Linked DNA regions of Mus musculus: region 2 is linked to region 1. Evidence: chromatin loops called from intact Hi-C (ENCODE). Cell type or tissue: left cerebral cortex. All regions are shown on one strand. Each heading gives the region's core, and the rest is flanking DNA. Links, peaks and the distances in the headings are about the cores only. Region 1 holds the start of Spsb1 (splA/ryanodine receptor domain and SOCS box containing 1). Region 2 has its middle 19 kb from the start of Gm13070.

Region 1 (16,410 bases), core at 3,337-11,336:
AGTGGGGAGCAGAAAGCCTTTTATCTTGAGTTTTCCAGACAGCCCTGAAAGCTGGGTGGTAGGAAGGCTGGAATTGAGGGGCTTTGGAGATCAAATGGGGTCAGGGGGAGACCATAGGGACTGACTCAGAATCAACACAACAGTGCACAAGGGACAGAGGAATCCGGGCCTCGCATCTATCACTCTGAAGAAAGTCTCTTCAAAGGAACCCTGACACATACATATAATTTATAGGTAATTATCATAAATTGGACACTGCTGTGCATCTTTAAGAAGCCCTCCCTCCCCAATTCTGTGCTTCACAGACGCATACAGCCATCATTCTCACAAGCCCTAAAACTCACCAAACTGAGAGGAGCTTGGGATCCGGAGAACGTGCAAAGGTTTCCCGCATCCCTCGTCTTCGGAGGAATCAAACGCCAGGGCTCCATTTCCGTGGGCTTTGTCTACAGGTCTCATCCAGAAACCGTCTGAAGGCTGTCTCAGGCCAAATGCCTCATCCCTCACAAAGCCCGCTATTCTCTGACTCCTGTGCTTAATTTGGGGACTGCCAGCTTCCTGGGATCCCCATCTGATGGCTCACTTCCTCTGTGCCCTCCCCCACAGCAGGCGCAGGACTGTTTTACCATCATGGACCCCACAAGAGGGAAGATTTAAGGCAACAGAGCAGCACCACACAATTAGATACCTGGGCCTCAGTCAGTGGACGGCAACATTGCCAGGGGGCATCAACAACCTGACGGAGGGGGCATAGGCAGTTGGACAGACAAGGGGGTTGAATTTGGGTTTTCTGAGAGAAATTGTCTAGGATCCCCAGTTATGGTGTTTTAAATACAAGGTAAGAGAGGAAACTGAAGGGGGGCATCCCATCTGATCAATATTACAGGAACAGCACTGGAGGTGAAATTGTGGGGGAGGGGCACAAGGATACTCCGAACCCACAAACAACCACGAAGCCTGAAATAGGATGCCACCGCCTGCTATATAGCAACGTAGCAGCCATCCCACAGGCTTCCCTATGAAAGCCAGTCTTCCTAGCACTGACTGGGAAAAGTCCCAGCCTTGTGAGAACCCTCTTGGTGGCTGGCTACATGTGTCTAGAATTCACATGTTCTCGGGGTCCACGGGAACCTGGAAGCTATCTACAGCTCAGGAAACAGCTTTGAAGTTCATTATGCTCAGCCATAAACAAGGCAGCAGCATCGACCTCATGGGACCATTTGAGGGTGTCAAGCACCGAGCCTGGCAGAGAAGGCATTTGACAAGGATCCCGACAACTAGCCGAACCATGCTTCGAGAAGATGGTGTTTCAGACATCTTCCACTGACTGCCGGCCCAAGTGTGGAAAGAATGCAAGAAGCAGTCAGGAAGGAACGGAGAGAAAGTCCTGCTGGCTCTCCAAACGTCAGTCTCTCCGCTTCCCAACTGCCATGAGGCAGGCTGCTTTTCCTCACATTCCTCACCTGCACATGAGCTGTGCAGTGCCACACAGGCCCAGAAGCAGCAGAGCAGAGTGACCACGGCCTACAAAATCTGAAGCCACCAGCCAAATGTCCAGTTGTCCTCTTTGGGGGTTGTGTGGCAGGTGGCAGTGGAGGTGAAGCAAACAGGGACTGGTAGCATCGGGAGAGACCCAAGGAGCGACCAGGAGCTCCTTAGCAGGGGGCAAGGGCAAGGGCACCCTAGAGTGTATGGCTGATGGGGACAGGTCATTGCTGAGCTCTGCTGAGCAGTTCTAGTAACAAGGGCTGCCAGGATCAGGCTGGGGCAGCGGTTAGGAGGGCGAGGGACCAGAGACAACTGTGTTGACCACAGTCCAGAGACCTGGGAATGAAGGCTGAGCCATGACTGGTGTCATTCCTCTTGTTCCAGGACAGGGGTACCGTGTGCGGGGGTGGGGGGCACTTAACAGCCAAGAACCCAGAGCAATAGGGCACCTCTCCAGCCCCTAGACCTTTCCCCCACCAGCAGCATGAGCAACGTCACTCCACCTGCAATCCAGTTGAAGCAGGCATCAGAGGAAACCCACGACTACCCACAGAGCTGATAGCTCTACAATCACCTTAAAGGCACACCACAGAGCCGCCTTCCCCAAGCAGCTGGAGATGTAGCCCTGCTGGTAGAGTATTGGTCTAGCATGCACCAAGACCTGGTTTCTATTTCTATCTTCAAAAACTGAGCATGGTGGCTCATGACCATAATGCTAGCTAGCATCAGGGAAGCTGAGGCAGGGTCACAAGTTCAAGTCCAATCTAAGCTAGAACAGCAAGACTGCCTCAAGGTTCGTAAGCCCACATGCCTATGCAAACAGTGCGTGCATGCTTATTATATACATATACACGTATCAGTATCTCTGCTTCGCACACACAATATCATTTTCTGGCACCACGGCTACTCTAGGACACCCTTGGGCAATAGGAAGGATGACTGGAAACAGAATCTGCCCAATATCTTCAAAACAAGCATCCTATGCATTTGAATCTAGCTACACATTCTTTGTCTACTTGGACACATAGTTGAGCCTTCAGGGCCATATAAGCTTTTTTTTGGATCATGGATTGTTCCTATGTACACATCCATATGACTTTGCGGGGAGGAAGCATCCGATAACACCCAGTTTATATGTGTGGCTCAGATCAAAGGATAAATGGTGGCCTATGGTCAGAGGTTCATTTTTTCACTAAGGCCCAGCAGCACGCCAAGGGCTGTCTCTCAAAAGGAGAGTAGTTATTTGGGGATAGCAGCTGGGCCTAGCTCCAAAATCCCAAACACTTGTGCTGTGATTCACTTTGGGGGCTGCCAAAGGCTCCAAATAGCATCCTTATCTGCCACAGCACCTCAAGGATCCCTGAGCCTCTGGATCATGCAGCCCAAATGTAAAAGCCGTCTGCATGGGGCCCTGGGTCTGTTGCAGAACCTTCTCCCTCTCCAGGTCCCACTCAAAACCAGCAGCGTTTGGAGTCCCTGGATAGATGGGGCCGAGCACCACACCCAAGTCTGGAATGTACTATCTTCAAAGTCCAGATAGGTCTGCTGGCATTACGCGTCTTTCTTGGCTGCAAGCAGGGCAAGGCACAACAACTTATCCTTTGCTGGAGAAGGGGACCCCAGCATGCCTCACACCACACAACTCACAAAAGCTTCATTGATGCGAAGGGTCCTAGACTTCGATTGATCTTATTTCCACCTTCTGCCATGAAGATCTTACGAGTAAGTGCAGGGCGGTTTTCACCTCTCACTCACTCAGTCCAAGCAGCATAGCACATTAACCTCACGGGCACTTGCGACATAGCGTAGAAGGTCATGGGAGGCAAGACCCTGGGGATGAAGTCGTGCCATAGCATAGGAGAGCGAACTACCCCTTAGGTAGGGCCATGCATGCGTCTCACCGGCCTTGCCGGGTGAAAACGAACTGCTTCTGGAAGGTCTTGTGGACAGATCTAGAGAAAAAGGCATTGCCCAGATCCATGGCTCTATACCAGATGTGTGCATTTGCTCAACAAGGAAGCCACATCTGGTACAGCAGCTGGAGTCACCGCTTGGTCCATTTAATGATAAGCACTATCATTTTCTAAGACCCAGGGTGGCTTTGCCCAGGCTACCTGTGCTCATTGAGTTGAATGAGGATGCAGGTGGGGAGACGGCCACCCTTGGCCTCTCTCAAACCCTTGATGGGGTGCTCATCTCTGGAAACCCTCTGAGAGATACCTCGCTGCTTCCAATTCATCATCTCTCCCTGGCTGAACACATTTCAGACAGGTTTCCATTTGACCCTGGTCTTGCCACATGGGGCCGAGAGTCAATGTGGTGATTATGCCGGCTGCTGTACTTTCTGTTCCAGTAAATAACCCCAGGAGATGTTCAGGGACCCTCTGCACCCGCTAAGTTGGGTCTAAGCTAAAACGTCACTGACCACGTGACCTGTCAGCCCCTCTGGGAAGAGAAGACCACAATGGCATTCCAGCCTCCTGGAATGGAGTCAGCTCACAGACAACACCCACTAGTCCCTGGGTTCTCTGATTACTTCCTGTCCCCTAGTGTACAGCCAGCCGTCCTGGTCAAAGACCTTAAGGCCCTTTGGGGAGGCCTGGCTGAAAAATTAAGAGTGTATACTTTCTTCGTAAGTGACTTGGGTGTACCTGGGTAGGCCCAGCCTCCCTGTCATGGAGCTCAGGCGGGACGAGTTGCGGATCCACGCGTCTGGTTTTATGATCCGAGTTATGCTTTCCAGTTCGCTCACCCTGGAAGCCTTTTGCTTGTACAGTCAAGAAGGCAGCAGGCTTCTCGTCTACTTCACCCCTAGGAACATGGTGATTAACTCTCCAGCCCCATAGGTCTGCACGAGCCAGACAGCTGTGATTGCTGCTTTGCTCGACCGCCCATTATGGTAATTACTAATTACACCCACCGTGCCCTTGGAGGTTGAGTGCCACCTCTCAGCCTCCTCCCCCATCTGTACTGACTTGAGAGTTCTCAGTGACGGGTCCCACAGAAGGTCAGAGAAGACCAACAAGCACTTCAGAGTGGGTCTCCCAAATCTATTTCCCAGAGTACTGGAGGGAGGAAGCCCATCTGCTGGGCCCCCCCAGGATGGGCAGTGAGGCTTGAAGTGGGAGAGATCCGCTCCTCTGGAACCCCGATCTTTTCCAGCTGCTGCGGACCCTTCCTCCACCCAACCCAGAGAGACTTGGCATCTCCAGTTCTGACACAGTGTGCCAGCTTTCCATGTTTCAGCCGGCCAAGCCAACCTGTTAACGTCCTTCCCAACTCCTGGTCTGCAACATTAAACGAAGAACCTCGGCCTCAATCAAGTCAGCAGACCCAACTCTATGTTCCCTGCCACCAGGACCCCAGACCCACAAAAATCTACCCCCATAGGCTTGTAGATTCCTCCTAGGAAATTAGGAGGCACAGACATTTCTTTGGAAGGCAGCTCACTGTGCACAGGTAAGATGGCCCAAAGGGAGGTGACCCCAAGGGAGAGCACCTTTGCTCCTTAAGGGTGGGATGACAGGTAGGGGATGCCGATGCTCACAGCTCAGAGGTGCCATGATGTTTAGTCTTCCTGGTCAACTTGACAGGATTTAGGATCACCTCAGAGACTAGTGTGTCTGTGAGGCTGTTTCAAGAGGAGGGAAGACCAGCCTTGGATGTAAGTGTCACCGCCCAAGACGGGCTAACTGAACAGGATAAAGCCAGCTGAGCATGGGCACCTATCTCACTGTTTTCTGACCGTGGACACCATGACACCAGGAACCTCTGGCTTCTGTGCTTACACCTTCCCCAAGATGATGAAACTGCCTTTCCTTTAAGTTGTTCTTTGTTATATTTTCATATCTATGTATATATATATATATATGTATATATATGTATATATGTGTGTGTGTATATATATGTATACATATATATATGTATATGTACATATAACAAAATCAGATATTTCACCATAGCAATAAGAAAAGTAACTTACACAGGTGTAAATTTAACAATCAAGGTGGCCCCCAAAACAGCTGGAAGCTTCATAGCCACATAGCTAACGTGGCAAGCAGGGTTCACCGTGAGGGGCAGAGTAGAGACCTTGTCACAGGCAGGGTCCTCCCACCCTGAGACGCCAATCTCCCACTCAGCTGTCCTTCCGTGAGTGTGGAGGTCACATCCCAGTCACTACCCTCCTCCACCTTCAGCCCGGGGCACGCAGAAGTTGGGGGAAAGCAGGGGCTCCCAGCCCCTTCCAGCCATGGTCAGCTCTGCAAGCTGGAGAGCTAAGCTTGGATTGATGTCTGATCCAGCATTTGTTGACAAATCATCTCTCCTTCCTAACACCCAGGCCTGCCGTGACCCCTGCGTGAGCATTGCACAAGGTCTGCGACTCCACGGCCGGCCTCAGAGCGGGGCTGTGCCTTGGCGGCTTCTCTTGCCCAACTCTTCAGGGAGGCCAAGACGGCCTAAATCCATGTGGTTTGCCTCAGGATCCTCAGACTCATTGTTTTTAATATTAGGCAAGGAACAGAACTTTTACAATGCTAAATAAGCCAGGCGCTGCCCAGCGGCTCTGAAGAGCAGAGCGGCACCAAACTGGAGCCCCCATGGGCTGCTGGCAGCACGGTCATGGTCATCGACAGAATATAGATAGCATCATCTTCTCCTTCAAAGTGCAGAAAGTGAAGACACACAAGATGGCACACAAACCTTCCCCTCATACAGAGTCACGGGGTCTGTTTTTAGCCCAACTCTCCCCTTTAATACACCTTACAAGGTACCATAGGAAAGGCAACATATTTCTGCTTCTGAATATTCCAACATGTATGTATGCAGGTATACGTACATGTATGTGCACATGATGACCCTCAGAACTGGTGAAGAAAGGTGAAGGCGTGTTCATTCCATTATCATTTCCAGTCTTGGAGAGATGGCTCAGCGACTAAGAGCACCGACGCCCCTTCCAGAGGTCCTGAGTTCGATTCCCAGCAACCCCACGGTGTTACACATTATCTTTTCTACAAGTCTATAATTGAGTTTTTTGCAGCAACAACAGAAAAATCCACTTATAAAGTTAACAGGGGCTATCAAGATGGTTCAGCAGACAAAGTGCCACAAACTGGCACACACACACACATGCACACACATGCTATGGCATATGTGCACCCCCTACACACACACAGTACACACTCGATAATAACACAAACTTGCTGAAGGGACAGGGAAGGCACAAGAGAGTTACACTGCCATGGTGATGGTGACTGGATTGAAGTTTTGACTCCACCCTTCAATGGCAAACAGACCTTGGTTAAGTAACCTGCTGGGGCAGAGGGGGGTGGAAGCGGTGAGCGCCCAATCCAAGCACCTCAGAAGTGTAGACAATGCAATGTGTCAAGCACTTGGCTTGGAGGCTGCCACCAGTGCCAGCCGTTGCCCAGCAGGAGTGCGATGAGAGCTCACAGCAGAGCCCAATGGCGGGGATGCCATCTGCAGAAGGGTGGGCACGGCACTGAGAGCCCCGGGTGATAGGCAGCCTTTTGCTCTTGCTCTCACTAATCTGGCTTGCAGGGAACGCAGGGACTGTGTGCTGGCGCCCAGACCCATGGAGGCATACCTGCCATGCACTGTGCATCCTAACAAAAAGATGAATCAATTCATGAATATTGGCCACACACTATTTCTGAAAGAGACTGGTGTGAAGTCCCTAGATTAAACTCACAACACTATGAGAAGCGCCTGGGGAGCAAGGAGAAATTCAACATCTCTGCTGATTCCAAGGGGACCCATTTTATGCAGCAGCCACGAGGAATCCATTGAAGGGTGTGTCCACCCTTGCTGGCACAGCCTCGCACTCAAGAAGCCTAATTTACCCCCTAAGTGACTTCACCCAGGGCCCCAGGCAAGAACCAGCCTTCCTAAGACTGACAGTTATGGCTTCTCCCCAGGTTTTGGTCTGGCTGATTTGAGTGGGATACAGGCTAAGGAAGAAAAAGGCTTGTAAAGTTTCCGGATTCAGAAACTCCATATCTCCCATCTAGATAACATCTTCGATCTATTGGAAGAAGTGTTCCCTGCAGTAAAAGGAGAAGAACTGTTTCAGATGATCTAATCCAGCCCGTCAGTTTGCAGATAACTGGCCTATGACCTCAGAGCTAGGGACAGTAAGCAACAGCCAGGATTTTTGTCTTGGTGCATAGCCCTGGCTGTGCACTTTGGCTAAATCACCCAACCTCTCTGGGCCTCCACTGGGAAAGGGTTGGTCTGGGCAGATAGTCTCTAAATGATGTTGGGATTCTCTGACTGAATGGTTCCCTCTGTCTGTACCACTAATGTTAGTGTAGTGCTTTCTGCCTCCCAGAGATGCGAGCTGGGAAGGCGTAGGGCAGAAAGGAAAAGGCAATCCCACTCTCTCCTAGAGTCTAACAATTAGGAAGAAAGCCAACTCCCTCCAGGCCATCCTACCTCAGCGTGTGTGTGTGTGTGTGTGTGTGTGTGTGTGTGTGTGTGTGTGTGTGTGTGTGAGTGTGTGTGTGTATGTGTGTGTGTGTGTGTGTGTACCCACATACACACACACACACACACATACACACACACACTCGTCGGCGATCCTAAACCTTCAAGGACACCAAGCCTTCATCATGGGGGCTGGCGCTCTTACCATAAACACCTGTTAAAACTCAGCTCATGAGCAGTTTCTGATGTTACTAACTAAAGTGTTTAATTAACTATTACTCACTCAGGAAGCAGCTTCTGCCAGCTCACCACCACACTGTACAGCTTGAGTTCAGAGAAAAAGAGAGAGGAGCCTGAGCCCCGCTCAGCTGGCAGGAGCTTCCCTGGAAAGGTGCCAGCCAGCACTCCAGCAATACCCCACTTACCAAAACCAACCAAGCAAGGGGAGTTATACTCCACAACCTTCCAGAGCCAATGGCCAGCCCCACTACTGTTCACAGACAGGCAAGAACATTTAGGAAACACACATATTCACAACGATACACAACAACAGACACGAACAGAAACTCACAAGGTCACACTCTCATTCGCAAAAGCACACACAACTTCCTGGCTGGCAAACATCTTCACAGGCACCATTTGTGAACATTCAGTCTTTGCCATGGCACATCCTTAAACTTGGAGATTAGCAAGTCCTCGCACACTCGTCAGGCGCGGGACAACTCATCCTCTGCTCTACCATCCGATTCAGGCTGCTCTTGTTTCTCTGTTTCCATCGATTTCCTGACATAACCTCGGTTGCCCGGAGAAGCATCGGCGGCTCCGGGGTGGCTGGCGCCGCGCGCAGTGTCACCAGGCAGTCTCCCAGAGAGAGGCGCTACGGGGGCCGGATCGGGAAGGGGGACTAGGGCCGCTACAAATCAGAGCCCGGACTGGCGGGAAAAGCGAAACTAACTTAACTCAGCAGGGTCGCGATGCATGGGGCAGAAGGGGTCCCCTCGACTTTGGCGATGGGAGTCCCCCTCAACAATCAGAACCCTAAGGCGCCCTGGGACTAAGGAGAGCCCCAGGCCTCTTTCTCGGTTTGCAGCCTAGGCTCATCTTAGGGAGCGACTGTCCCCGCTCCACTGAGGTCCCCACCCAATGCCGCCCCCGCAGGTGGGACCCCAGAGCCTCCGCAGCAGAAGCGGCAGCGCACTGGGCGGCGCCCGGCCCCTCTCCGGGGACCCAAGATCGATCATGGCTCCACGCCGGGTGCCCACCCTATGCCCACGCTCTGCCCCGCGCCCACCCTCTCAGTTCTCTCAGCGTGGTGGTCCCCGTGTCTCCCCCATCCCCGGATCCCAGAGCCCGAACGCGCGCCCACCCAACCGGTCTTCGGTGTCCCATGCCGCCTACCGCGCACAGAGAGGCCGCAGCTCTTGGAGCTCCGGAGGCTCGCGGTGCCCAGGGCCGCGCCCGCTGCAGAGAGCGAAGTCGCTTCCTCCCCGTGGCCCCGGCGCCAGCGCCTGGAGCTGGTTCCTGCAGCAAGCGCGCGGGCCGCTCGAGCGCGACTCCTGCGCTGAGAAGAAAAAGCCACCGACAGCTCTAAGGTGGGAGGGCGGAGAAAAAAGAAGGACGCGCCGTGGGCGGGGCTTGTACGCTCCACCCCGCCTCCATTTGCCCTGCCACGCCCCATGTCACGCTCCTTCACCACGCCCCGCCTCAGGTCACGCCCTTTTTATCGCAACCCTCCCTTCTGCCTGGCGCTCCTCACAGCCCTCCCCTCCGCACTTTCCCGCTTAGCCCCGCCCTACACCACGCCCCTTCTCCTGCCACGCCCCTCTACTTTCCGACCCAGCGCTGGGTTTCCTAGCGTTGAGCGGCGCTGGTCGCCCGAGAGCCCGGAGCGCGCAGGGCTCTGAGGCAGGGCAGGCTTGGGGCTTTGCGAACTCTGTAGCCCCCGATACCACCTTCTTGCAGAAGGGCTGTAGGCTCAGACATACATCGCTCTGCCTTGGCCTCTGCAGCAAGAGCTTTGATTCCTCTGGAGAAGTTTTTAGGAAAGGCTGGACCTAAGGCCAGGATCATAATAACAGAAAACCTGCGCGGGGGCTGCGGTGGTGTCCAGCACTGTATTGAGGAGCTGAGGTTCATTCTTTAGGGAAAAAATGTTTGGCAGGGTGAGGTTATAGCAGTAATCACAGGAGCAAGATCTTGCTTAACTCGTTTGAAACTCCGGGTTAAGGTTCTGTAATGCTGTCGTGCAAAGGAACTGTCTATGAGTCCATGTGTAATCCGGCTGCTCTATACTTACTGTTTCCGCGCTCATGGAGACAGACAGGCAACTCAGAACTTCAAGACCCCGAGGTCCTGGTCGCATAGGCGTCCACAGTACCTAGACAATGAGTTTAGGATGGCACAAGCGACAGGGACTTCACATTAAAAGTACACCGTTAGAAGCTCTAGTCTGAAAGGGATTTTCCTTTCCCGTCATTACAGAAGAGAGTAGTCACAGGTGACTGAGGGAATTTTCACTCCCATCTTCGCGATATCCCCTTAAGATCTTCCCACTCCTCACCCATACGTGGGGAGGGATGCTAGAGAAGTTGCTATAAATACTGTGGCCGCTGAAGTTATTTAATCACTCACTGTAAAGACCCGAAGGGCCGGAGGCTACTGTGTAGATTCCAACCACCTCACTGTTGCCAATTTTGTTTGAAAACACAGAAGCTTCCAGACTGCTATGGACAAGGTGGGTCTGCGTGGGGAAAGCGGCCTCTCCGGGGCGCTATTGGCTCTTCGAGCAGGCAGCCTTGCCGGTGACTCAGGGGGGTGACTCCCTCCTGTTGGACTCTTCAAAGTCTGGGAATTTGAAGCATTCCCTGTGAGCACGGCAGCCACTGACCCATATAGCTTGGAAAGAGAGCATGTTCCATATGTTGAGCGAGAAGTACGTGTCCCTTATCAGGTGTGGTCGGTCACCTCACAGGGCAGGTACTGCAGCACTACACCTGGGACTATGTACTCTCTTCTAAGACTTGTCTTTTGCCTGGGGGAAAGCTTCCAGAACAGATGGAAGCTGTTTCAAATGGTTAGAATGGCAGCTGTCGGGGGGGCTGGAGAGATGGCTCAGTGGTTAAGAGCACTGACTGCTCTTCCAAAGGTCCTGAGTTCAAGTCCTAGCAACCACATGGTGGCTCACAACCATCTGTAATGGGATCTGATACCCTCTTCTGGTGTGTCTAAAGAAACCTACAGTGTACTTATATATAATAAATTAATTAATTAATTAAAAAAAAAAGAATGGCAGCTGTCCATTTGGGTCCTCTTAGCTTTGACCCCAAGAAAGACAGCTCTCAAAAGGCTTGAATATTTCTCTATCAGCACTCCTGAGTTCTGACCCTGTTGGGTAAATGGATACTGATGGTCTGAATATCTAAGCTTACCTGACAGTCATCGTTCTTATCCCTGGGACACCGGGAAGGTGGGCTAGTAAATCTCCGTTAGTCATACAGCAGTGACTTCGGTGAGTCAGAGCACTGTGAAAGAGTCCTCAAAGCCGGAATGTGAGGGGAAGGGGCGTGATCCTATTGTTTGTTGAAAAGTCATTAGCTCGCAATAGCTGATACACCAGCTGATAAATACGATCGAAAGGTCGGCTGATGATTGCTTAAGCCTGAGTCAAATCAGGCCCCAGGGGAGGAGGAGGCTCTGGACTCCCAGTTCTGTTCACGCTGCCCCGAGACCCCACTCCCACATCTTGTACATCATGGGTTCTGTTGATATGATTTGCTCACTCACTTCTCTAACCTTCAGAAAATGATAAGGATGGATGATTAGGGAACAAGCCCTCACAGAATTGCTCTCTCTGATGTTAGTTTGAGGTCTAGCTAGAGGTGTCTTGGATAGTTGGGGCCCGCAGGGAAGAACCCTGCCATTCTTTAAAGGGTACAGGGCCCTTGTCTTCTCTGAGGCCCCTTGCATTAAGACCAGCCTAGCGTAAACCCAAGAACCTTTGTTCACCCACTGGGTGTCCTTGACCAAGATACTTAACCTGCAGAGACTCGATTTGTTTGAAGTTAATTTTGTGTGCATGTCAGTATATGCAATGTACATGTGGATACAGCAGCGTGCCTACAGAGGTCATGACAACCTCAGGCACTGGTCCTCGCCATCCGCTGCATCTCAGACTCGGCTTTAGTGCTCACTGCTGCATACACCAGGCTAGCTGGCCTGGGCATGTTGTCGAATGTGGGGTTACAACATGAGTTCAAATCAGGTTGGGTCACCTATCCTCAAGAAGCCTACTAAGTTAATCCCAGCACTTGGGAGGCAGAGGCAGGCGGATTTCTGAGTTCGAGGCCAGCCTGGTCTACAGAATGAGTTCCAGGACAGCCAGGGCTACACAGAGAAAACCTATCTCAAAAAAACTAAAAAAAAAAAAAAAAAAAAAAAAAAAAAAAAAAAAAAAGAAGCCTACTAAGGTAGCCAAATTAAAAGTGGAAAGCAGCAGAAAAAGAAGATATATCTGGTGTGGTCACACTGGAGAGATCTCATAAATGCCACAAGTTCATCTGTGGGGTTGTGACGTGAGGTAGGGACCAAGAATACGCGTATCTAGGCAGTTACGGTCAAAATATGGTCCCGCTGGCCCATCATGGCTTGGGCTTCAGCCGCATCCCATAGGGAGGTCTGAGTTCTTAGAACTATGTGAAATCTTTCTGGGAGACAAGTTCCCCCTCTAGCCAGAGTCCTTTCTCCTGCCAGCATGAGATTCCTGGGGAAATTCCCATTTCTTTGGGGTCCATTATTTCAATAGTCTGACAGTCAAATTGAAAAATAAAAGTGTCTCTTTGGAATATTTTCATTTCTGCGAGGCCGGTTATAGGAGCTTCTCGGGAATCTCCAGTCCACGCCTCTCCCCCATGATCTGAGAAGTAGGAGTATGTAAATGAGATTATGCCGAGTGTTTGGAATTTTAACTCGGATGGTTGCGGGGTTCACTTTACCCAGCCGATTTGGTTTTGTTACCCATAGAACTGCTCTACGTGTTTCCCAGGGCTTGTAGAGACATGTTCTCATACATGTGTGCACTTATTTAACAAACATGAAATAAAAAGGGGGGTTGAGGAGCTTAAAGATTCCCAAGGATTTGTGAGACCAATCCATGACACAAAAGTGTTGCAAGTGCTACCAAGACCGAGAGAACAAACACGGGCATATTAGTACATGTAGGCCATCCCTTACCCATAACAGAAGACAGATCTCTCTCACAAGGTAAAACAAACTAGGCTCCATTTGTCCTTTGTGCCTGTGCTGATGCAGGATCACGTTGTTGAACAGTGACACCTGCTGGCCATATGTGGGATTGCAGTATAGCGATATCAAACATTCAGAGAAAAGGCTCCGGAACTTTATGCCAGGATTTGGGTGGTACCCAGGCTTGAAAGGAGCTCTTAAGACTCTGAGAAGATGTTAACAGAGAGATGGACATTCTGTGGCATGCAGCTAGTTGTTAGACTTCTTAGCTAGCATCACATAAACCTGGCCTTGCTGGCATGTACCTGTAAACTCAGCACTCGGGAGGTAGAGGCAAGAAGGTCAGAAGTTCAATGTTATGATCCTTTATAAAGTGAGTTCAAGACCAGCTTGGGCTTTTTGAGATTCCCAAGAGATGGGGATAGGGGGAGAGGGGATCTTCCGATAACCATTATTGCAATGGTTTTTGTTGTTTGTTTGTTTATAAGGATATACTTATTTTTATTTTATATCAATGAATGTTTTGCCTACGAGTCCACAAGCGTACTGTGTGAGTGCCTGGTACTGGTAGAGGCCAGAAGTTGGTGCCAGATCCCCTGGAACTGGGAGTTATGAACGGTTGTGAGCTGTCTGTCGTGTGGGTGCTGAGAGTTGAACCCATATCTTCTGAGAGAGCAGCCGGTGCTCTTAGGCACTAAGTTTACCTCTCCAGCTCCTACTGCAATATTTTCTGATAATTCTTCCACGAAAATAATAGCCAGTCGGCTGGGATGCTGTGCCTCTGTCAGATTGTCACTAGTAATGTTTGCCAGTCCTTCAGGGTATTTTCCCCATGGGATGGACGCCTTTACTGGAACAATAAATCTTTATTTAAACAGTGTAAACAAATACTTGCTGAGAGTATTTCTTCCTCTGGTCTCTTGATATTTTTTTAATTAAAATCTGAGGATCTTAATGGACATGTATTGAGCTCTTTTTTTTTTTTTTCTTTTCTTTCTATTATTTTTTAACCAGCTGAGTTCAGTTGGTGCTACCCGCTACAGTGTGGACTGATCACATTGGTTGGCTTACTCTTATACAGGGCTTGTGCAGGAACCACCGCGGCAGTGAGGTCATAGGCAGGGCAGCCATGCATGTCAAGAAGACAGCATTCCACCACACTCCTCCCGGTTCTCCAGCTCTTAAAAGTTTTTTGTTCCCTCTTAAGCCTTGGGCAGTGTGCGTAGGGGGAGGGGCTAATATAGACGTTTTTGTTTTGAGGATGTCCAATAAGCCCTGGGCAGTGGGGGGTGGGGGGGCTAACAGACCTTTTGAGGATGCCCAATAAGCCTTAGGCAGTGTGCGTAGGGGGAGGGGCTAATATAGACGTTTTGAGGATGCCCAATAAGCCTTAGGCAGTGTGCGTAGGGGGAGGGGCTAATATAGACGTTTTTTGAGGATGTCCAATAAACCTTAGGCAGTCTTCCTCCCTGCCTTACCTTCTCACGCCCCTGCTTCCTCCTCCTCCGCTGTGCCGCAGACCTCTCTCCAGAAGCTTCCCTGCCCCCATCCTACCCCTGCTCTGGCTCCCAGCTCCCAGCTGCCCTTCTCGGCTTGATCACCCCCCCCCCATTACACATTCTCCCACCTGGCCCTCCCTCACAGCCCCCATGAGAGGCAATCTCGCCACCGATGGTCTGAATCTTTGGGTCATCCTAATCTCACCAGACTTATATGAAGGGCTACGTTGCATTCCTATTGATGCCCAAGGCTCACCTGGATCCTTGACACACGGCATCTCCCAGTCACTGCTGTGGAACAAACTACCCCAAAGAGGCATTAAAGAGCAATTATTTATCCCCACACACACTAGCCGGGCAGCTGGAGATGAGCTGGTTCTTCTGGCCTTGGGTTCCAGGGCTGTCCGAGCCTGACTCATAGATGAGCAAACTGGGACCTGGGCTAAAAGGGCGGCAGAAACCCTGGAAGGAGAACCCATAGCTTGTGTGCCCTTTAAGTCTCTGGTCTGCTCCCTTCAGGAGCAAAAAGAAGTCACAAGGACAGAGGAAAAAGATGCTCCAGTAGGCGAAACAAGACAACAGCGAGGATTTCCTTAATAATCTCAGTCCCCACTCTCCTCAAATAGTGTCGGACGAATACATGAGGACCTCCATTTGGATGGAATAAGCTGAGTCAAATAAAGGGATAGCGCGGTGAAGATTGGAAAAACAGAGTCCCAAAGCGCAGCCAACGTGACCTGTTCCACGCCTGGCTTCCTGAGGTGTCTTCTGGGCTGTGGCATGCGTAGAGCCTTGGGATGAGTCCCCAGTTCTGCTACAATAAATGAACTTTTAAAAGAAAAACCTTGTCTAAAGTGCCAAGCGTAGCAGTCTGGCAATCCCAGCACTTAGGAGTCTGAGGCAGGAGGATTAGCAGTTCAAGGCCAGCCTCGGCTAAGTGAGACTGTCTCATACAAAACAAAAGAAAACCTTATCTCCTTAATCCTCACTCAAGCCTTCAGGTGTAGACAGAGCAAACACAACACACAGGGCTGGTGGCCTGTGAAAATCAGTGCCTTGTGTGGCTACTAAATTACAGCTTGGACTCGAACCCATGCAACCTGGCTCCAGAGTCAGGACTCATATTGGAAACCTTCCTTACCACTGTGATGAGAATACCCCACAGCAGCAAACTGTTCGTGGAAAGGTTGGTTTGAGCTCACAGTTTCAGCCGCTCACAGGCGGGGAAGGTATGGTGGTAGAAATGAAAGACTCCGAGAGGAGCCCCTCGCTCAGGCTTCAGGACAATAGCGGACACCCAAGAACTCACGACAGACCGAGCTTGTTGCAAACCACATGAGGCTTTATTCGGGGAAAGCCAGAGCTCTAGGGACGACTCATATCCCACGCAGGGATAGAGGAGTCGACCTCGAGGGGAAAGAGTTCCCAGTTTTTATAGGCCCTCAGGGGGGAAAGGAGAAGGGGGAGAGTAGGGGATTTCCAGATCTAAACAATGTCTATTCTCAAGAAATGGGTATGGGAGGGGTACAAGGAAAGAGTCTAATGAAGGTGCAGCAATGGGCACACACCTGGTCAGAACATTGGCAGACACATAGGTTCAAGGAGTGGCCAGAGCATTGTGCACCTCTATTTTTTTAAATCAGTGAAGCTAGTTCTGCTAACACTGACGTCTATCTTGCCAATTTCAGGGCTTCTGTGTCCTTTTACATTCTGCCAGGATCTTTCAGAAACAGGGCAG
Region 2 (16,410 bases), core at 5,210-13,209, 68 kb before region 1:
TGGGTTCTGTTCGCTGCTTTAGTTTGATTTCAGAACGTTCAGGGGAGGTGCACAGCCAGGCTTTGGCCTCAGGACCTTTGGAGCCTTAGCAGTACCACCCTGGGCTGGGAGACAACAGTTCTCACTCAGGATCCAGGCAAGAAGACAGGTTCTGTTTGCTTCTCCCTAAACTCAGGTTAGTGTGGGATAAGAGCCAGCCAGTTTCAGCCCAGGACAGGTACCCGAGCCAGGCTAGTCACAGGCCCTGTGGTGAAACTGGCTGCTGTGTTCTCCAGCTCCTGGGGTACCCCGTCTCCATTACAGTGGCCCCTGTTGCTAGGAGACGCTGTACCAAACACTGCCATCTGCTCTGCAAACCTGGCATAGCCCCTAGCCCCTCTGGCCATTTGAGGAGCCCAGTCCTCTAATTAGAACCAGCAGGCTTGGCTCACACCCTCCCCAAACCTAGCCTGACTTCAGTGGCCATAAACCTTGCAAGCTCTTTCCTGTGTGCCTTCTGGGAGATGCTGCCTGCTGGGACCTCACAGGCAAGTCACTTCCCGTGGCTCAAAGCCAGGCAGGTGCAGCTGAGTCTTCCAGGGCACAGAGCCCGAGTCTTCCCAAGCAAGTCTGGTACTCCCGGGCCGGGCACACCAGATACTAGGAGGGCACTGTGGGATGAAAAAGCCCAACGGCCTGGGACTGGCTGCTGCCTCCAAACTCTTCGGCATCCTGGCAAAGTCAGCCTGACCTGGACAGCCCCGGGGACCCTCCTGCAGGTAGCTCACCACCAGGCTTTTCCCCCTGACTTCTGCTCCATTGACCCAGACAGGCTGCCTTGGCCTGATTTTACCTGTCTGCTTCAGGATCCTACAGGGCAGGGCCACCGTTGGTCACACCCACTACACGCTCCGCACAGAGCTGGGTTCAGGGATATTTGCCAGGTAGCTGGATCAGAGCTACCCAAATCCCTCTGGCAGGAAGGAGTAACCTTTACTATGGGAGCCTGAGATAGTGAAGCCAACTCTTTTTCCCATCGGATTCCCTGAGGCTGGTGTGGTCTGGACCTGTGGTGTCTCTGGCCAGGAGGACCAGGATCATTCCAGTACACACACCATCTTCTGGCCCAGTGCGGACCAAGCTTTCCACTTGGAGAGCATCCGCACAGCTGAGCTGGCTGAGGACTCACTCGGAATCTCTGACGAAGCCCAGCTGCTGGATCTGCAAGCCCTGGTGTGAGGGGAGCAGCTGGCATCCTGCTTCCTGTCCCAGCTCCTGCTCACCCAGAGACGGAGGTGGCAGGATCTGGGCTTTAGGCTGGTCAACCTGATGTCTTTGATGTTGCCCTCCTACAACTTAAAGGCCATACCAGCGTGCAGCAGCCACATTCCCAGCACCAAGAATGGTGTGCAGTACTCTCCCACAGGTCCAGACTGGTGGGTTGGCCTCAAGACTTTTCCTTACAGAGCTTGGAGGCTGAACGTCCACACACAAGAAGCACGGAGAAGCAGGGAAGCATGCTATAAGCAGATACAGACTGGGGCCTCCACCCTCAGGCTGGACTGAGTGGTGCAGTGGGCAGCTGGCGGAACACAGCTCTGCTTATTTGAAGCACCAGAGGGCAGACAGGGTGGGGTAGGGAGAATGATGATCAGCATCCTTCTCAGAAGTGGAGCTGGGGTTGGCAGATGTCAGTCACAGCAGAGTTGCCTTTAGCATCTTCCTGGGGTGGAGCAGGGCAGGGCCCCACTAAGAAGTGGTCCTACTGTGCTCAGCTGCCTCAGCCAGCTCCTGCCCACAGTCTGCTGCTGCGCAAAGCAGCTGCAGCAGTCTTCAGTGTGGGGATGCTGAGGAGAGACGGTGGGTGTTTACTAAGCCCCAGTGTATGCTGGGCTTGATGCTGGGCGTGGGGGGATGGAAGGAGGGAAGAAGCTGTGTCCCCGAAGCTGCAGGTGGGGGTGGGACAGTGGGCGTGGGAGGGGTAGGGAGTGAAGGGAGCGTGTGAGTCAAGGCCCTGGGCTTCCCTGGATCCGCTGGGAACAGGAACCTCAGATCCTTCCCCTACTGGAAGGGATGGGATCGGCCAGTGTTTCCAGAACACGAGATCTTCGGTGGGCTGCATCTCTGGAAAGGAGGGTGGGCATGAAGGGAGGAAGTGGTGTCTGGCCCGAGGCTGCAGCTGTATCCTCCGCTTGCCTCTTGGTTGCCATCCCTCACAGGTCTGGCCCGCTCTCCCTCTGCAGTGCCCTGACTGTGACCCTGGAAGGGGCTGTGAGAAGGCCCCTACCCCCACCCACCTGCCTTCTGGTCTCAAACATTCCCGTGTGACTCAGGAGGGCGGGATGAAGCCTGGCAGCTTCTCAGAATTCTCTGTTTTCCCCTCCCCGGCTGGTGGCCAGAATCCCCCACCTTTGCTGTGGGACCCGGATGGCCTGCCCAATTGCTCAGGCCTGCAGGGCACATGGATCTGAACCTAACTTCCACTCAGGAAAAACCTGGTTTATCCAAGGGTGTTCCTGGCAGGCTTAGCCAGGGGACTTGTGCCAACAGAGTAGCTATCAGAGGGCCCTGGCTTGTGCACTGTGTTCAAGGGTGCTCTGAACCTCTCAGGCTTAATTGAGAAGCGTATAAAATCTCTCCTGTGGTTGGGTCATCAAGGTCTGGAGAGAGCATGAGGCTCTGCATTGCACCCCAAGGAGAAGCTTGCAGGGCTGACAGCCAGTTCACAGGTCCGCAAGATTCCCACTCTTCTCAGAGGCGAGTATAGTCAAGCCTTGTGGCCAAGCTTAGGGGAGGCCTCCATCAACTGAGGCCCAGTATACAACAGGACTCGGTGAGGCCCCAGGGCTTTTGTGAGGTTTGCCTGCAAGCGGGTAGGAGGTAGCATGGCAGTTAGCCTTGGGGACAGCCAGCACTGCCAGGCACACTCGTTGTACAGCCCCTTCCCTCTTCTCTTCTGGGCAGTTCCTGAGAACATTCCAGGACCCGTCGGCAAGCCTGGCCCTGTCCACTAGTGCCTCTTCCATACTGTCCAGGAAGGCAATCAGGACTGTGCTAACCCTCAGAGCCAGGTTCCATGGGTGTGTGTCACCCCCCTGTCCCCAGATGTGCAGGGACCACTGTCTTGCTCCCACAAATCCTTTAGTTGCTCCCCCCATCTTCCTTTCTCTCTTCTTTAATATTTTGACACAGTCTCATGTAGCTCAGGATGACCTTGAATTTTCTTTTTTTTTCCCATTTTTATTAGGTATTTAGCTCATTTACATTTCCAATGCTATACCAAAAGTCCCCCATACCCACCCACCCCCACTCCCCTACCCACCCACTCCCCCTTTTTGGCCCTGGCGTTCCCCTGTACTGGGGCATATAAAGTTTGCAAGTCCAATGGGCCTCTTTTTCCAGTGATGGCCGACTAGACCATCTTTTGATACATATGCAGCTAGAGTCAAGAGCTCCGGGGTACTGGTTAGTTCATAATGTTGTTCCACCTATAGGGTTGCAGATCCCTTTAGCTCCTTGGCTACTTTCTCTAGCTCCTCCATTGGGAGCCCTGTGATCTATCCATTAGCTGACTGTGAGCATCCACTTCTGTGTTTGCTAGGCCCCGGCATAGTCTCACAAGAGACAGCTACATCTAGCAAGATTTTATTGAAAGGACCCAGACCTTGAATTTTCTATAGAGTCAAAAATCCTTGCATCCCTGGCCTCCCCTGCATCCCTGATTCTCCCTGATCGCCCTTCTGGAGATCTCCGAGGATGCTAGGACAGTGAGTGGTCTGTAATGACAAGGTCTCTTTGTGTCTGGCTAATGGGCCTCTGCCCCACCACCCCTGTTGACTTTTGGGGAGGGTTCGCTGTTTGCCGCTAGACTGGGCACAGCACCTTGTCAGCTGGAGCATCCTCAACCACAGGAGGCTGATTCCCCAATGGCCCTGGGAGGTGGCCTGAAAATTGACCTTGAGTAAGATAGAGCTGCAGTTTGAGCATGAGTGGCTGGCTGTGACATTAGTTACAGGGACACTGTAGCAGAATGACATCTCTGTGAAGACGTCTACATCATCTTTATGATTCTACAGGGCAAAGGGACTTTGAAGGTGGGATTAAGGGCCTCTTGAATCCCAGGCAGGTTTGGGGTTACCAAAAGGATTGCCACAAGAAGCAGACAGGAGCATCAGAGACAAGAAAGTCAGAGACAGAATGATAGAGACACAGAGACGTAAAATGAGAGAGACAGGAAATGTCAGAGAGACATAAACAGGAAGAGGAGATAACACGCAGAGAACCAGAGAAAGGAAGAGACAAAGATGCTTCAAAGCCGATGGCTTTGAAGATGGAGCAGGAGGCTGCGAGCCCAGAGACGGAGGCATTGCTTGAAGCTAGAAAATTAAAATAGTCTTCCTTGAGGCTTCAGAGTGAGTCAACCCTGCTCGTACCTGCCTGTCACGTCTGGCCTCCAGAGCTGTGAAGTCACACATTGTGTGTCTGTGGTCGGTTGTCACGCCGCCACAGGAAACTCAAAGGGATTGCCTGGTGTCCTCGCCTCCTGTCAGAAGCACCTAGGTTCTTTCAGGACCCTTCTGTGGCTTCCAGGCTGTGCCTTGCCCTGGGTGACCCCGTTTTGCAAGGGGCACTTGGCTGCATTTTCAGTGCAAATGCAGACAGGTTAACTCTGCATCCTGTGCATGTAGAAGTGGTTTGGGATGCAGACTGATAGCAAGCGTTCAAAAGTAAGAAACAAACAGTTGAAAACTTGTCAAGCTAGACTAGGAACATAAGGGCGCACAGATGTATTAAAGTCATACCAGGAAAACCAGGCTAAGGACTTGAGGAACACAGACTAAAGGGAATACCTGCACCTGGACCCATCAAGTGGAGAATACTTAACAGTGTGAAGGGAACAGCACCACCCACCTGTCATCTGACCACCCAGGGTGTGTGTCAAGAGACTGATGGACAGGATCCCTATAGATCCTGGGACTTTAGTTGGCCTTTATCCCCAGTGCTTGACCTACCCAGCCTTCAGTGCATCTGTTTGTCCTTCTGTTAAGTCCAAATGAATCCCTAGACCTGGCTTGGCTCCACATTCCTCTTGAAGAAATCCAACTTACCTTACCTTACTTAGGGCCGGGAGGTGGCTCAGTTGTAGTCATGGGAACCTGAGTTCAATGCTCAGGATCCAGAAGAAAGCGAGGGGTGCTTGCATGCGTCACATTTCTATTCCAGTGCTGGGGACGGGGTGTGGAGACACTCCCCTGAGGATGGCTGGCCAGCTGACCTAGCTGTATTGAGTTCCAGGCTGGTGAAAGACCACGTGTCAAAATATCAAAGTGGCTGGTGGTGTCCTGAGGAACAGCTGCAGGGCTTTACCTATGACTTCCTTGGGTGTGTTCACACTGATGAACACACAGACACACACACACACACACACACACACAGATGCATACACACAGAGACACAAACACACACACACAGAAACACAAACACACAGAAACACAAATATAGACACACACATGCACACACAGACACATACATACTAACACAGACACACATACATACACAAAGACACATAGACACACAATCACACGAATACAGACATACACATAGACACACAGACACACAGACACACACACACAGAAACACACACACACACACACACACAGACACACAGATGCATACACACAGAGACACAAACACACACACACAAACACACAGAGACGCATACACACAGAAACACAAATATAGACACACACATGCACACACAGACACATACATACTAACACAGACACACATACATACACAAAGACACACAGACACACAAATACAGACATACACATAGACACACAATCACACAAATACAGACATACACATAGACACACAATCACACAGACACAGACATACACATAGACACACAATCACACAAATACAGACATACATATAGACACACAATCACACAGACACACAGATACACACACACACACACACACACACACACACAGTGAGCGAGAGAAAGCACAGGCAGTGATAAACCCAAGTGTCCCTGGGTTGTTTCCCTGGGGAGTGGCTAGGGGACTCTGCTACTTCTTGACTTTCTCGGGAGCAGAGCGGGCAGGTGGGTCTCTGAGGAACTCTAGTAGATGAGCATGTGATTTGAAAAATGGACGGAGGTGCCAATATGGCCACCAGGAGCACACTGAGTGACAACTTTCCCCAGAGAGCAGGTCTCCCTTGCATGTCTGGGTAGGCTGCCCTTTGTGACAACAGCTGTCCCTTCTAGCCTTCCTCTCCTCTCTCAGGACCTGGCTCTCTCTTTCCCCGGCTTCCAGTCTAGAGTCTGTATTGTGTAGATCACCCCAAGAGATTTTCATGTCCTCTGCCTTAGGGCTAGATTTAAGGTGAGCCAGAGGGAAGGAGATGTGGAGCTCACAACACACACACATACACGTACTCTCTCACAGTTCACGTAAAGTGTCTGTAAGTCTAGGGCCTTCCTCAGGCTCTGGGAAGACCTGTCCAGGCATATCCCCATTTGGAGTGGCTCCAGCCTTCCTTGGCTCAGAGACGCATCTCTCACGTCTTTGCCTCCTTCGGCACATGGCCTTTAGCTCCTTATCTGACTGTGTTGTCCTCTCATGGGGCCACAGGTCACTGGATGTAACTTTATCTGCTGTACTTCCCCACATACACGTGGAGAGAGCAAGCAAGCCAGCTTATAAGTGACCTCACATTCTGAGCTCTGGGTGACCATGAAATTTGGGGTTCAGGCTAGAACACTGCTGGCCCCTGTGAGCCGGCAAAGTCTATGAGTGGGAGTTACTGCTGCCGGCAGAAGGGCTTACTGTTCTGGGTGTTAGCTCTCGGTCACCACCGTTCTCCTGCGGGACTGGGGAGAAGGCGGCTTTGCTGTCACCAGCTCCAGCTGTCTTCTCTCTGAGGCTCCCCTGCCCTACACACACCATGTGAGAAAACCTTCCCTGACTTGTTCTGAGGCCGCCCTCTCTCTCCTGTTGGACAAGACATAGCGCCAACACCGAGCACAGTCTTGGTTTCTGTCTATTCTTCTTTCCCACTGAACAGGGAGAACCGGAGGCCTGGAAGGGGTCGGGGCTATCTCCATAACCCAAGGGGCTTGGTTTGCATTACTGTCTAATATCAGGAGGCTGAGACTGGCCAAGGTCTGCCCAGGGCTGTGCTCCAGGGCTGTGCTCCTGACGGGCCTCACTCACACAATAACCTTCTCCCTCCTTCCTCCGGGGCCCCAGGAAAAGCCTTTTTGCTTATGGTAAGGAGACATGGGGACTGAGCCACCCCAGGTTCTTGCAGTTGTGGGTGCCAGAGCCCCAGTTCCCACCAGCTTCAGCAGGAATAGGTTGAAGAGTTTTGTGGAGGCCTGGTCTGGGGTGCCTGTGGATGCAGGTGTGCAAACGATCGCTTGAAGTTGGCCCAGCCCCCCCTCTCTGTGGCTCACTCTCAGCAGTTCTACTAGGTGAGACTGAGATAGCTCCCGGAGAGAGACTGAGATAGCTTCCAGAGGGTTGGGCTCCAAGATCCATCCGGCTACAGGCTTCCCCTTGTGAAGCAGGATTCATTCGCAATGGTGTTGTTGACAATGGTCATAGGGGAGACACCAGCAGATAGTCACAACAGGCTGGGCAGGTAGTTCCCCAAATTGAAACTTGGGAGCTGATCACACTTTAGGAGAGAGTGGTGATAGCTAGGCTGCATAGGTCCTACCAGGGAAAGAGAGCTTACTGGGGTCAACTGTAGTGTTGAGGGGACATAGGCAAGGGGGTTTCATCTTCTAGGGTCCTCCCTGGTCAGAGGAGCTAAAGGAAAGGGTGGCCAGAGGCTGTGGGGAGGGGGCAAGGCTCATGCTCTTGATGTCCTGTGTCAGATTCAGGACACTCCAGGCTGCTATACTCAGACAGTCCCACACTTGTCCTCTCCCAGGTAGGTACCTCAACCCGACACCCTCCCACCCCCTTCCAGGGATCATGGCTTCCATTCTTAGCAGACCTGGCTGGTGTCCTGGGCCCCTCACAAAGGATCTAATGCTGGAATGAGCAGGGTCTAGCCCTTCCTCACACATCTCTGCTTTTTTTCTGCCTGGTACCTTGTTTCCCTATTGCCTTTTTGAGGAGAGACTTTGGCCCAGGGCTCCAAAGATGGTCAGGAAGGGCCATGTCCCCAATTCGCAACCCCCTGCCTCTTGTTCCGCTCCTGATGGCCACAAAACCAGGCTTCTGACTTTGGATGTCTCCCTTTGCCCAGCCAGCCAGAGGCCCCTGAAGGCAGGGGTGGCTGGTCCAATGCTTCCTTGTTTGCTCCACATCCTCAACAGACTCTTGTTTGGTAAGCTGCCGCGTGAGACTCCAGAGTGAAGCTCCACTCAGAGCAAGGCGGGGAGGGCTCGGATCTGTCCTGGCCATGCACTGAATAAACACGCCTGGTGCCAGCTCAGTGCCAGGCACTACAGGACACAGAGAGGCTGAGACGACGACAGGGAATCAGAGCCATCTGTGTCTGGAATCCTGACTCTGCCCTTGCCAGCTGTGAGGCACACTGTCCCCTCCCCGTCCCGTCCTCCCCCACCCCCCCGTGCCTCGGTTTCCTCCTCTGTAAAATGAAGTGTCTAATATTTCAGAGTTGCAGTGGCATTGAGGTAGTATATCCTGGTGTTTTACCACAGGCTTGGGGCACAGACACATCCTTAAGTCCTCGCTGGCCTTACCTGATGCCTGTCACATGGATGTTTGCTCTAGTTCAATTGTTAAGATCATAAACACGTAAAACGTAAGTCCTTGGGCTAGGCATGCAGCTCAGTTGGTACAGTGATGCACCAGGTCACTCCTTAGCACTGCACAAAGCGAGCATGGCGGTGTGTGTTTGTACTTCACCAATATATCGGGGTGGGGGCAGGAAGATCGGGGGTCACGTCATCCTCTGTACAGAGAGCTGGAACAAGTGAACAAGCGGCCCGAGGTGCCTAGTCAACATACCAAAGCAGACCTGGTTTTCCCAGCATCCCTCAGTCCACCTGTTAAAGGGCATGGCTGGCATACCACGCCCTCTACCCTGAACTTTCCAGCCCAGGGGCTGGGCTCTTCACTATATTACTCAGACATATTCTTCCCCCACCCCCTCTGCATTTCTCTCTTCCTGAATGCTGTTTCCCAGACCTCCTCCTGGGAGATCAGTGAACCCTCCCAAGAGCTGTCCCCAATAAACCTGCCTTTATATACTTTTTAATTCGCCTTGAACTGGTGCATTGTGTCGGCAGAGGTTAACTATTGGAGACTAGCCTGGGCTACATGATATCCTATCTCAAAACAAAAGACAGGGAGGAAACTCTCTGCCTTCTTCCTTACAGTCTTCCTGTTTGACTTGGATGTGTTTTGGGGGGTGAAGGCTGTGGCCAATGACAGGACAGGAGTCCCATCCTACCCTGGTCCTCTCTAGGTTACTTCATCAGCCTTGCCCCTTGTCTCTTGTTCCTGGAAATGGCTGCTTTCCTTGCTGTCCACACTGCCTTTTCTGATGGACCTACAGTGGCCCCATCCCCACCACCGTCTCTCCCGGACGTTCTTCTCTACCTTGAAAGGTCAGGGATGTGAACAAATGTTCAAAGCACAGAGGACTTGCTGCCTTCCGTGAAGCCAGAATGGGGGTGCCTCCTGGGGATGGGGTAGACCAAGGTTGCTTGGCTACCATGGATGTGGAAGGGGACTCCTGGCTTGGTAGTACCTGTCACAGGGGTAGATGTCATCTGGGGATCCAAGGAAGATCCTACACGTTCTCTCCCCTTAGAATAGTCATTGCTGCTTTATCTCCAGCACAGCGACATCTCTCCTGATTTTGGAGCCTCTGTGGGTGTGTGCGGGTGGGATCTGGGGAGGGAGGAAAAGTGACCTCCGCTGAGTGGGAGGGACCTGCTTGGTTTGGGAATTCCTTACTGGGCCCTTCAGCTCTACAGGGCCATTTCGATGGAATAGGCTGACCAAGGTTTCAAACAAAAGGATCTCCAGGTCTGTGCTGGCTGTTGCCAGGGCACAGGGAAGGACCAGTGTGTGCACTGTAGGTGTGTCTCATCTGGGCGCTGTCCCTTCTGCTGTCCCCAGGTCCCAGTCTCTGAGGACCTGTGCTTTATGAAGACCTATGCGCTCAGGAGTGAGAGATCAGCATAGGTGTGCCAAGCCCCTGGGGAGCTGTGCCCCTTTCAAAGAAGGGGTGTTCGGCACTGAGATCTAGTCCCCAAGTCTCTAGTAATGATAATAAGGCCTATCCCTTGCGCAGGGCACCGTGGTACATACCATGTCACAATGACATACATCTTTGTAGAATCTAGCCCACAGTTGTCTCCTCACCTCCAGTCATACCCAAGAGCCAGATTGTATTCAAGAACCATCTTTGTTCTCTCCAAATCTCTCACTGTGCTCCACAGCTTTCCTGTCCCCCATGAGAAGCCAAATGAACCATGCCACACACCCAGAGAAGAGCCAGAGGCTTAATTCCCTTGTGGCCTCCTTCGTATGCCACCCCCCCACACACACACACACACGTTGGCCTGAATGCACCCATGGATGCTTCTGCACACTCTTGGTGCACCCGATGGATGAGTTAGCCATGCCCAGCTCTCTGAATTCATGGGGCATCCCAAGGTCCTTCTATCTGCCAGCTCCTCTCAGCCCTGAGTTCAGCCTTGCCTGGCTCTGTGGAAACAGGGCTCAGTCGGCATTGAGAGAGGGAGTAGAAAACACACCAGAGAATGAACACCATGTGGAGGGAGCACGGGCTTCATGGAGCAAGGAGATAGTAAAGGGAGAGAGCAGGAGGCCAAAACTTCTGGCTGTGCCTGGAGGCCCCGGGCCCAGGGAGCAGCAGGCAGAGCGCTAACTCTGGGGTGTAAAGTTAGATCAGCACATGACTGCCTTGTGTGCTGTCTAAGCAACCCCATCAGATCACATGGATGGATGGAGCAGAGAAAGGGCCAATGTTCAGTACTGCATTCCTCCAAGGGCATCCTAGGACCAGCAGGCTGCTTTCTGCCCTCATGCAGGTCTTAGGCACTCTATTAGGATCCCAGGGTGTGGGGTAGGGGCGGACAGTAGCTGGGTGAGCCCTGTGGCAGCCGGCCCACCAGGGGCCTGCTCGCCCCTCCCTGGGCTCAGACGAGAGCCTGGAGCACAAAGCTACTTTTATTTATGATGGTGTTGGGGCCAGCCTCTGTCTAGACAGCTGCTGTTATCATTCGAGGTCATCCTGGAATGCGTGTCCTCATCTACTGGGAACAGAGGACAGTGAGCAGATTAAACAGCTCATAAAAATAAGCTGGCAGCTGACACAGAGCTCAGAAGACCAGGGTAACCTCGGCCGGGTCAGGTGTCCTCGCTGGTCTTGGACCGAGCAATGTTTACGGAGAAAACAGGAGTCATGTGGCCCTGGGGAGGCCAGCCTGCTTGTTGTGGCCCCTCTGCAGAGCTGCCCTCGGTGAGGCCACAGAGCACGCCCAAATCATAAGTAGTGCAGGTGCAGGCGCAGGTGCAGGAGGAAGAGACTACCTTGCCCGGGACAGGCTTTCTAGAACAACCAGGAGTCAGTCTGCAGAAAACTTGGCCTCCCAGACCTGGGAGCCAGCATGAAGAGAAATTAGGACTGTTTGTGTGTGTGTCTGTGTGTGTGTGTGTGTGTGTGTGTGTGTGTGTGTCTGTGTGTGTGTGTATGTGTGTGTGTGTGTGTCTGTGTGTGTGTCTGTGTCTATGTGTGTGTGTGTGTGTGTCTGTGTGTGTATCTGTGTGTGTCTGTGTGTGTGTCTCTGTGTGTGTGTGTGTGTGTCTGTGTGTGTGTGTCTGTGTGTGTGTCTGTGTGTGTGTGTGCCTGTGTGTGTGTCTGTGTGTGTTTGTGTGTGTGTCTGTGTGTCTGTGTGTGTGTCTGTGTGTGTGTCTGTGTATGTGTTCTGTGTGTGTGTCTGTATGTGTACTGTGTATGTGTTCTATGTGTGTTTACATATTGTAATGTGTGCACAGAAACAAGAACTTGTACATGTGTGAGCACGTACTGGCCAGCGGCTGATGTCAGGAGTCTTCCTCAACTGATCTCTTCCTTATTTTTTTGAGACAGGGTCTCTCACTGATTAAGCTAGACCAGCAGTTCTCAACCTGTGGGTGGAGACTTCTTTAGGGCCCCGTATCAGATATTTATGTTACCATTCATAGCAGTAGCAAAATTACGGTTATGAAGGAGCAACGAAATAATTTTATGGTTGGGGTCACCACAACATGAGGAAGTGTATTAAAGGGTCACAGTGTTAGGAAGGCTGAGAACCGCTGTGTTAGGTCTCCCCTCTCCTCCTTTGTGTGTCGGCCCCATGGCTGGTGTGACAGACACAAAGTCTTCCTTGGCTTTTCACATGACTGCTAAGGAGTTGAGCCAAGTTCTTTATCCACGGAGCCATTTTTCTAGTCCCGTGGGGTCACTTCAGGAAAAAACTTTCCACAGGCTCTCGGCCATGCAAGAGCCGGTGGGGTGCTACTATCCTGAACCCATGCCCCACTGTGTGACAGCAGTCTTGCTGGCCTGACTCATGACTGCCCCGGGATCCCCAGTGGAAAAGGACCAGATGCAGAATAGGGAAGGAATCCAGGGCCTTCCTCAAGAGAGTTGCTCTGAAGGGGTTCATCTCAGAAAGCCAGAAACTGGATGGACTGGGCCCCAGAGACTACCTGGGCTTCTAAGACTCTTCACAGAGCTTTCTGTGGGCTACAGACACATGTGCTTGGATGACATCACCACCACCACCAGCACCATCTCCATCTCTATCACCATCACTGTCATCATCACCATCATCATCATCTTCACCACCATCTCCATCACCACCACCATCACTAACTATGACCTCTATGTCTACCACAAAGCCAATTGAACCCTGGACTCTATTGTTTTACAAAGAGCTACTCAGAACAACCAGTTGTATTTAGAAACCTACATAAATGGGCTTACTTTCCTTTCTGGAACCCTCCTACTCATCCTTCCCAATGCCCCTAGGACATCCCTGCCCAGGATGCCTGGGAGGGTCCACCACATTCTCCCCTGCAGCCCCTGCCCCGTGTCTGCCAGTTCGTGTCCTCCCGTTGAACCTCAGGTTTTCTGGGTCTCTATTCAGTGTCCACGTGCGTCTGGCACAGGCAATGGGGCCAAGACCTGTTTGGGTCTAATGGGACTCCATTAGTCTGGGGTCTTTGGCAACATTTTATAGGCTATCCTGACAGGAACCCTGGCCTCTGAGCCTTCATAGGAGGCCGGCATGTTCTCAGGGTGAGTCTGGGCTGGGCTGCTGCATGGCTTCCCTTGAAGGAAGTGACACCTGCAGCCAAATCCATCCTTTCAGGAAGTGGGGGCGGGGGGGGGGCATGCTCAAAGAGACCATCAGCTTCCTGAAGGGCTGCTAAGGACCCAGGAGGAAGTGCTGAGCCAGAGGGAGGGGCTGTCTGGCAGCAGTAGGGATTGCTAGGAGGCGTCTCTTTCCCACTGCCCCGTAAATAAATGGGTAATGATTCTAGGGCATGCGTGCGTGCGTGCGTGCGTGCGTGCGTGCGTGCGTGCGTGCGTATATGCATGGCTTCTTGGGCTTCTGGTCATATCTCCTCACTCACACTGCCTTTGATCTTGGTAATAGCATGAGCTTGGTTCAAAGTTATTATTATTCCCAATCACAGAAGGCACAGTCAGGCTACCTGGGCAGCTGACAGGGCCACATTCACAGATGTTGAGTCCAAACCCCAGACGTATGATCTTGGGCCTGAGTCCCTATACTTCTGCAGGGTCACTGTGCCTGATGTGGGCCAGCCTGGGAATGTCTTAAGTTCCGCCATCATTTTTGGGCGGGTAACACAGGTTTTTGGGAGAGATGAACCATTGGGAACTTTTTTCTTTTTTCTTATTGCAGAAGGAAAAAAAAAGGGGGGTTGGGTGGGGGAGTAGCTGGGCAAGATCACAGAGGGGCGGTCCTGAGGCTAGAGGGCACCCCTGGCACCTCAGAGAAGCAGGGCTCTCAAAACCCTCTAGTCCTCAACTACACTCCTCTCAGAAGGAGGCCTCCCAGGCGTCTCCCGGAGGCAGAGCCAAGTTCTAGCTTAGGCAAAGGGTGTTTTCCTTCCCGGCGGACAAAACATCGCTGGCGCTTTCAGGAGGGGACTGAACACTCTGTCCACTCTGGCGGCCCTCGGCCAGGATTCCTGGACGGACACAGGCATGCTTTCACAGGCAACAAGATTAATCACGCGTCTCCTTCCTCCTCCCCGCCCCTTTCCCTGTCACACTCAGCTCTGCTTCACAGCCCCAGGAAGTGATCATGAGCCTGGAGTCCCGAGTCCCTTGCCACAGGGAGGGCTAGAAATGTGTTCTAACTTCCAGTGAACTCCAGTAGTCTCATGCTAGGGAAAATCCTGACCACCCTTTAGGGCTGTCTTGGCTCAACACTGCGGCATCCACAGACAGGCTGTACTCACTAGTACCTCCCTCTCTCGTGCACAATGTTAGGAACCTTCTAGAAGCTCTTGGCTGAGCTTTTGGTCCCAGCCCTCGTCCTCTGTGCCTTTGGGGTCAGATGGCTAAAGCGGGAGAGACCAGGACACAGAACAAGAAAGACAAAAAAGTCATACTCGGTACATACATCTCTCAGGCCACACCCCAAGTGCTTGAGCTCAGACAGGCATTCCAGAGCGTTCTTAGAGCTTCTGAGAGAAATCCTGAAGTCAGACCCTCAGGACCTCCTCAGGAAGGTGGGATGCTTTGGAAACTGGGCTCCCAGCCTGGCTCCCCCTCAACGTCCCAACAAGATTCCTGCTAAACAGGAGCGAGCCTTCAGGCAGCTGAAAAGACAGGCTTGTGGGGTTGGCGCCAGGGCCCAAACCCACTGGGGCAAGCTGAACTCCAGCAGGAGGTGGCTGTTCACCAGTAAGCAAGTTGTAAAACCCAGCTCAGACACAACATCTGGCAGCTGCTTCAAATAGTTTTCTGTCTGCAGTTGGAGCTGCTCTCGGCCTCCTGTAAATCAAACCATGCGCACAGAGGACTGTGACGACTGACCACGGCACCCCAGTTTGGCATGGCACCAGCTGCAACTCCTGTCTCCCAGTAGCTCGGGATTCACATTCCATGTCCTTGTAGGACCAATTCACGCAGCCCTCCAGGAAAAGCTGCAGGGGTCCGTTGGCATCCTTGTGCCATCAGACAGGGGTGGGGGGTAGGGTGGAGGGAAGAAGACCTCTTGAGGTCCCATAGGGAACTTGACCCTTAAGATGTGATGTCTCACTCAGGCTCAACCTCTGTTTCCAGGGACCTCTCTGATTGGTGCTCATCCTTTCTAGACCGTGATAGTATAGTAGGTCAGAGGGGAGACAGCATCTATATTAGCACGCACTGAAGTGTACAGTAAAAGATTTGTAACTGGATCCTGGACCTACGACATTGAGTCTGCCCTGGGTTCCTCCCAGGGAATATGGGTCAAGCACACAGAAACCTGGTGTCGGAGGACTAGCCTTTAGGTAAGTGGCCAGGGAGAGAGGACAACGTAACCAGTGATGACTGAGAACTCTGTGTGGCAGCAGCCCCCATGGGCTAGCCTGGGCTGCATTTCTCATGGGCTTCTGTTGGAAAAGTCCTCTCAGCCACCTCAGGAACTTTGTCCTTAAGATGCAGTGGAGATCTGCATGGTGGCCTCAAGTGATGTGTCTGTGTTTTGAGACCTGAACCCCAAAAGAATGTGACTTTCTCTGGGGAATGCCATTGAGTCCAGGACTTGAGATCAGCTCTCTTGGGCCCCTGATGACAAGTGTTCTAAGAAGACAGGTGTAAAAACAGAGGGAGGGGCTGAGCTGGAACCTGGAACCGCTTGCATTCTCAGAGATGCTGAGCAAGGCCAGGAAGGGCTTATCACCTGGCTCTTTGTTGCTCCTGGCTCCCAGACCAGACCAGACCAGACCAGACCAGACCAGGCCAGACCAGACCAGGCCAGACCAGACCAGACCAGGCCAGACCAGACCAGGCCAGACCAGACCAGACCAGACCAGGCCAAACCAGACCAAACCAAACCACCACCACCACCATCACCACCACCACCACCACCACCACAACAACAACAACAACAACAAGCCAGACCTGGTTTCCTCCCAGAGCACTGAGTCCCCTGGGTCTTGGCAACGGCCTTGAAAGCCCTCGTAGGAAAGAGCTTTGGGTTCAGCACACACAGGGACTGTGGTGGCTTGGAACTGTGGAACACCTCTCATGCATCTGTGGCTTAGATGTGCACTGAGCGCTCTAGTGATACTGGCTTAGGGATCTTGAAAGAATCCTGAGAGGAAATGTTCTCCCTCTCTGACAGACAAGGAGACAAAGAGAAATAATAAAGGAAAATATGAGGGACACACCCTCTTCACA

The links. A loop is a pair of places that touch in the nucleus more often than their neighbours do. Peaks named below come from ENCODE experiments on the same cell type or tissue, not always from the same donor. Only the 100,000 strongest peaks of a DNase experiment are listed, where the experiment ranks them.
Region 2: it touches region 1 in a loop (2.6-fold over the local background); 15 of 42 quality-filtered maps call a loop at or near these places.

The regions. Positions count from the first base shown.
Region 1 is chr4:149,945,523-149,961,932 of GRCm38, forward strand. It overlaps Spsb1 (splA/ryanodine receptor domain and SOCS box containing 1), which reads right to left and starts at 9,484. Exons shown (of 3, transcript NM_029035.2): 1 at 9,331-9,484. In left cerebral cortex, for the core only: no CTCF peak of the experiment used is centred there; DNase peaks (open chromatin) are centred at 8,319, 8,641 and 9,610; H3K4me3 peaks cover 2,324 bases; H3K27ac peaks cover 820 bases.
Region 2 is chr4:149,875,820-149,892,229 of GRCm38, forward strand. No RefSeq gene overlaps it. Among named protein-coding and RNA genes, the nearest start is that of Gm13070, 19 kb to the right of the region's middle. In left cerebral cortex, for the core only: no CTCF peak of the experiment used is centred there; DNase peaks (open chromatin) are centred at 8,377 and 11,123; H3K27ac peaks cover 1,623 bases.